2 separate regions of the Homo sapiens genome follow, and region 2 is linked to region 1. A link is an interaction called in ENCODE POLR2A ChIA-PET data of the cell type or tissue named here. Cell type or tissue: PC-9. All regions are shown on one strand. Each heading gives the region's core, and the rest is flanking DNA. Links, peaks and the distances in the headings are about the cores only.

The links. Peaks named below come from ENCODE experiments on the same cell type or tissue, not always from the same donor. Only the 100,000 strongest peaks of a DNase experiment are listed, where the experiment ranks them.
Region 2: POLR2A ChIA-PET joins it to region 1 with 9 read pairs; 1 of 35 experiments calls an interaction of 5 or more read pairs at or near these places.

The regions. Positions count from the first base shown.
Region 1 is chr9:72,164,438-72,167,365 of GRCh38, forward strand. The region is part of intron 1 of GDA (guanine deaminase); the gene reads left to right. Among named protein-coding and RNA genes, the nearest start is that of GDA, 16 kb to the left of the region's middle. In PC-9, for the core only: no CTCF peak of the experiment used is centred there; a DNase peak (open chromatin) is centred at 1,604; H3K27ac peaks cover 593 bases.
Region 2 is chr9:72,347,838-72,350,765 of GRCh38, forward strand. No RefSeq gene overlaps it. Among named protein-coding and RNA genes, the nearest start is that of ZFAND5, 16 kb to the right of the region's middle. In PC-9, for the core only: no CTCF peak of the experiment used is centred there; no DNase peak of the experiment used is centred there.

The sequences.
Region 1 (2,928 bases), core at 239-2,738:
TTCAGCACAGGGAGAGGGTGGCAATCAGCTTGGGTTAGGTTTTGGAATGATTGGAAGATAAGGACATGCAGACAGTAATCACAGACAACTCTTTTGAGATTAAAAAAATGTGTAGTGTTTTATCATATGAGAAAAATAATTGCTTCCAACAGCAATAAAATGTAAATAAGTTACATACCTGTTATTCCCACTGCTTAAGTTATCAGAGGACTTTTATACAAACATTTGCATTTGTAGCATTCTGAGGAAAAAATGCTCTGGCTGGGCCGGGCACAGTGGCTCACGCCTGTAATCCCAGCACTTTGGGAGGCTGAGTCAGGCAGATCATGAGGTCAGGAGATCGAGACCATCCTGGCTAACATGGTGAAACCCTGTCTCTACTAAAAATACAAAAAAAAAAAAATTAGCTGGGCGTGGTGGCGGGCGCCTGTAGTCCCAGCTACTTTGGAGGCTGAGGCAGGAGAATGGCGTGAAACCGGGAGGCGGAGCTTGCAGTGAGCCAAGATCCAGCCACTGCACTCCAGCCTGGGCTACAGAGCAAGACTCCATCTCAAAAAAAAAAAAAAAATGCTCTGGCTGTCCTCTGGTCTTCAAATACTTTGCTTAGGTTTCTGTGAATCTTTAAATTTCAGGTGACTTAAGTGCACATTCAATCTACTGAATCACAATTCACTTGTGCTCATATTCCTGTATTTGTATGATTTTTCCCAGCCTTCCTGTATTGTATGGTGAATAACTTCTTTCCAAGGACGTTTCAAAAGTTAAGAAAGCATGCTGCTGTTGCCCATTTACAAATATTTAATTTCAAAGGATGCCAAAGCATTGGCAAATATATGTGTCAGAGCTTAGAGTTAGTTGCAGCCTTCTTAATAATCATTTTACTATTTTATTTCAGAAATATAATCTAGCATTTCAGCGTCACTGGAAATCTTGGTAGGTAGTCAGTATTTTTGTTTGGAAGTACAGGATACCAGCAGTGAAACACTTCATTTTATTAACGTCAAGCAAGTAAGGCATTATTTTCCTATAAATGTGAGGTTGTTTGAAATGAAAACAAACAAAACCAGGTAAGACGATAGAAGCAGATGTTTTCTCTGTTTAAAAATGCGGTTGGTATGTGAGGTATGTGTAGGGAATGGCTAAAAAGAAAATAAAAATAAAATTTAAAATGCAATTTGGGTTGGGCATGGTGTCTGATGCCTGTAATCCCAGCACTGTGGGAGGCCGAGGTGGGCGGATCATCGGAGATCAGGAGTTCAAGACCAGCCTGGCCAACATGGTGAAACCCCGTCTCTACTAAAAATACAAAAATTAGCCGGGCATGATGGCAGGTGCCTGTAATCCCAGCTACTTGGGAGGCTGAGGGGGGAGAACTGCTCGAATCCGGGAGGTGGAGGTTGCAGTGAGCTGAGATCATGCCATTGCACTCCAGCCTGGGTGACAGAGCAAGACTCTGTCTCAAAAAAAAAAAAAACAACAAAAAATGCGGCTTGTTCCTAGTTAAGCATTTTAAGATTTCCCCCTTCCCCAAGGGAAGAGAGAAAATCTTACCCCTCCTTCTGTTCTTCCCTTCTGGGTGAATGACTGTACAATGAAGATTTAATCTAGTTGAGAAAAACAACACATAGGTGACTCACATACAACCTTTGTATGTATGAATGGAGGCTTGTATAATCATTTGTTTTTCACTGTCCTGACAATCAAGTGGGAATGAGAAAAATAAGATTTATGCTAGATTTATTTCAGTTGCAATTAGAAGGAAAACTATCCCTGTGATCTAGACAGGATTGGATGTTTCAAAAGTGCCAAATCATTGAGCAGATAGAGAAAGTGAGAAGACAATAAGGGAACAAGATTTGGAAAGGAAATGATTTAACAGTTACGCCAGTGTCCTCACTCATATGCAGGAGTTGAAAAAGTTGATCTTATGGAGATAGAAAGCAGAATGATAGATACCAGAGACTGGGAAGGATGTGTGGGTGGGGTGGGGGTGGGGGAATGAAGAGAGGTTAGTCAGTGGGTAGAAGGGCAGCTAGATAGAAGTTATCAACAACGTATTCTACATTTCAAAGTAGCTAGAAGACAGAACTTGAAATGTTCCCAACACATAGAAATAATAAATACTCAAGATGAGGGATCAAATACCCTGACTTGATCATTACATATTCTATGCATGTAACAAATATCACATGTACCCTATAAATATGTAATATATTATTTATAAGTAAAGAAACTTAAAAATGTAATTGTGCCAATATAAACTTATGTATCAATTTATATTTGTTCATGTCTTTTGACTTCTCCACCTTTTTGTTCACACTCTTAATGCCCTTACTCTCTTTTCTCGCCTATATTTACCATACTCATCATTTCCTCTAGAAACACCTTGGTTATTCTGTCCTCACCAATTTCCTTTTTCTCAGAGTTTTCATAGATCAGTCCATAATGCCAATTTGGTGCTTAGAAACATATCATTGTGCATTGTTCTCGATTTTTCATAGGCAGTAAATTTTATTTTCTCTACCAGAAACTAAATTCTTGACAGGCAAAGATGATTTTGAAACTGACCCAATAGTTCCATAGACAGGTTTTTGTTGTTGTTGTTGTTCTGTTTGTTTGTTTGTTTTTGGATAAACATAGAAATTGACGCTTTTGGTCTTAAAGCCTGAAACTTACATTTGTTTTATTTGAGTTCCTTGTTTAGGAAATGACCCCCAGGCCTCTCAAAAGTATCAAAGAACTGAAACTAACCAGATATTGCATCCAGACAATGAAATGCCAGGCCTCTCATTCATCATGATTGCTTCCTTAACCCCTCTGGAGTTCCTGTTTTCTCATACCTTTCTTCCCTGCTATATAAACCCCTCATTTTAGTCCATCAGGGAGATAGATTTGAGACTGATCTCCCATCTCCTTAGCTGCAGCACC
Region 2 (2,928 bases), core at 186-2,685, 180 kb after region 1:
ACAATTGTTTAGAGTCCTTAAAGAAGGCTTTAAGCACAGTCTAGGAGTGTACTATGTGATACGGTTTGGATATTTGTCGCCACCCAAATCTTATGTTGAATTATAATCCCCAGTGCTAGAGGTGGGCCTGGTGGGAGGTGAATTGATCATGGGGGCGATTTCTTATGGCTTAACACCACATACTCTTGCTGTTGTCATTGTGATAATGAGTTCTTGTGAGATCTGGTCATTTATAAGTGTGTGGCACCTCAACCTTCTCTCTCTTCCTCCTGCTCCCTCTTTGCCTTCCACCATGAGTAAAAGCTCCCTGAGGCCTCCCCAGAAGCAGATGCTGCCATGCTTCCTGTAGTCTGTGGAACTGTGAGCCAATTAAACCTCTTTTCTTTATAAATTACTCAATCTCAGGTATTTCTTTACAGCAACACAAGAATGGCATAATACACTACGTAATAATAGCCACATATGAGTAGTGAGCACTTGAAATGTGGCTAGTCTTAATTGAGATATGCTCTAAGAAATTGAAGATAGTACATATAGCACATTTTAAAATGTGGCTATTAGAAATTTTTAAATTACATGTTGGCCTACATTAAATTCTATTGGAAGCCGGGCGCAGTGGCTCACGCCTGTAATCCCAGCACTTTGGGAGGCCTAGGCAGGCGGATCACTTGAGGTCAGGAGTTTGAGACCAGCCTGGCCAACATGGAGAAACCTCGTCTCTACTATAAATACAAAATTTGCCAGGTGTGGTGGCACATGCTTGTAATTCCAGCTACTTGGGAGGCTGAAGCAGGAGAATTGCTTGAACCCGGGAGGCGGAGGTTGCGGTGAGCCGAGATCATGCCATTGCACTACAGCCTGGGCAACAAAGGTGAAACTTCGACTCAAAAAAAAAATATATATATATATATATATAGGAAGGCACTGGTAGGGAATTTAAAGCACGGCTGTTGGCCCAAGAACCATTGGTAGACAGCATTCTAAAGAATTAATTAAGGCCAGGTGTGGTGGCTCACCTCTGCAATCCCAGCACTTTGGGAGGCCAAGGCGGACGGATCTCCAGAGGTCCGGAGTTTGAGACCAGCCTGGCCAACATAGTGAAACCTCGTCTCTACTAAAAATAGAAAAATTAGCTGGGCACGGTGGTCCATGCCTGTAATCCCAGCTACTCAGGAGGCTGAGTAGGCAGGAGAATCACTTGAACCCAGGAGGTGGAGGTTGCAGTGACCTGAGATCGTGCCACTACACTCCAGCCTGGATGGCAGAGTGAGACTCTGTCTCTAAATAAATAAATAAAAATGAAGTAATTAAGCATTTTCTATTTTTGGTAAATTATTGATTTTATAGAATATTTAATGATTTTCAATACTTTAGGTTCTCAGTTTATCAGTTTGTAGATTAAATAAGTAATTTTCTTAGATTCCCTTCTGATTCCTAAAATTTAATAGGGATCTTTGAAAAATAACCTCCCCAGTCCAGAAAAATTGTCAAAAACTCCTCTAGTTTGGACAAAATGTAGAGTTTGAGATGTCTTAGTCAGTATTTAGTCAGATATGAGAGCAATCATGATGTTTCTGGCCTAGAGAGTGGGAAGACTTTCCGACCACTCTGCATATGTTCATAGGGAGACTGTATTTTGTGGTTGTTTTATAAAACAAACCACATATATACTTGGATCGCTTCAAAGCCAAATAGAAATGACTATGTATTATCAACTCCTTAGAGAATTTAAAATAGCAATTATTAAAAAGCACAAATAAAATAAACTGCTGGATTGGAGTGCTATTCCTTTCACATGCTTTCAGTGTTTCCTAGGAGCAAATTCACATCATTTCTAGGTTTTGTTAAACACATTTTAATTTTATTAAACCTAAACCAGATCTTGTTTATTAGGTTGTTCTTGGCAGGTGTTATATAAAATGAAGTAAATTGTATTTAAGAACCACAGAGTAAAAAATAAAATCATGACCTTAAAATGGAAAATTTTGGGTTTATACTATTCTTTTAAATCCATCAACCTGAAAAGTTTCACCAAAATAGGAGAATTAGTCACCATGGAAGATAGATCCCTGTAAGGAGATCAAATAAAGGTAAACCTATTCTGTTAATCTTCTCTCCTTTTACTTCACACCTTCACACCCTGAATCTTCACTAATGTAATCCTCTTAGTATTTTTTACTAGTTTTTCTTTTTTTCACTTAGTATTTTTTACCAGTGTAATCTTCTTCTTTGTATTGAGTCACATAATGGTTACATCTGTTTTTCCCTGAATGGACACCAGTTATAAGTGGGATGCTTGCTGTTACCATGGGTCCCAACTTATCAAGTAAAAACTGCTATCCTTTAATCCACTTTAAAAGCCTATCTTTCATTCAAAGACTCAAATAAAAGTGCCTATCACTCGAATGCTAAAGGACCATGCCTGAATATGAATGCATCACATTTTGATGGCTATAGATTGCACCCACTTCTAATAGGTATCATCACTTTATTTATCAGACTTCTGAAGTCTCATGTTATTTTTGTCATCTGATATAATCTAGCCACTGATAAAACTGGTTATGCTACCCCAGATATGCAAAGCAATCTAATTTTCATGCCAACCAAATAAGCCACAGTATAACTAAAAACAACTTGTTTACGCATAGACAATTTTTGCAGGCATTTTAAAATATAACACAGATGCTAAAGGCTAATGGCTCGGATGGCAGATTATTCTTATTTAAATATTACAATTTTTGACTGTAGAGTTACTTTTACAATATTAGTGTAAAACTTAACATTAGAAGCCAAATAATTTTAGTATGTGGATATTATTTATAAGACCTACTATGGGATAAATCTAGGGTAGGGGTTCCTCAGGAAACATGACCCTACTAAGGAAGAACTTTTCTCATTAGGGTGGACATGAAACCACAACACCAAGAT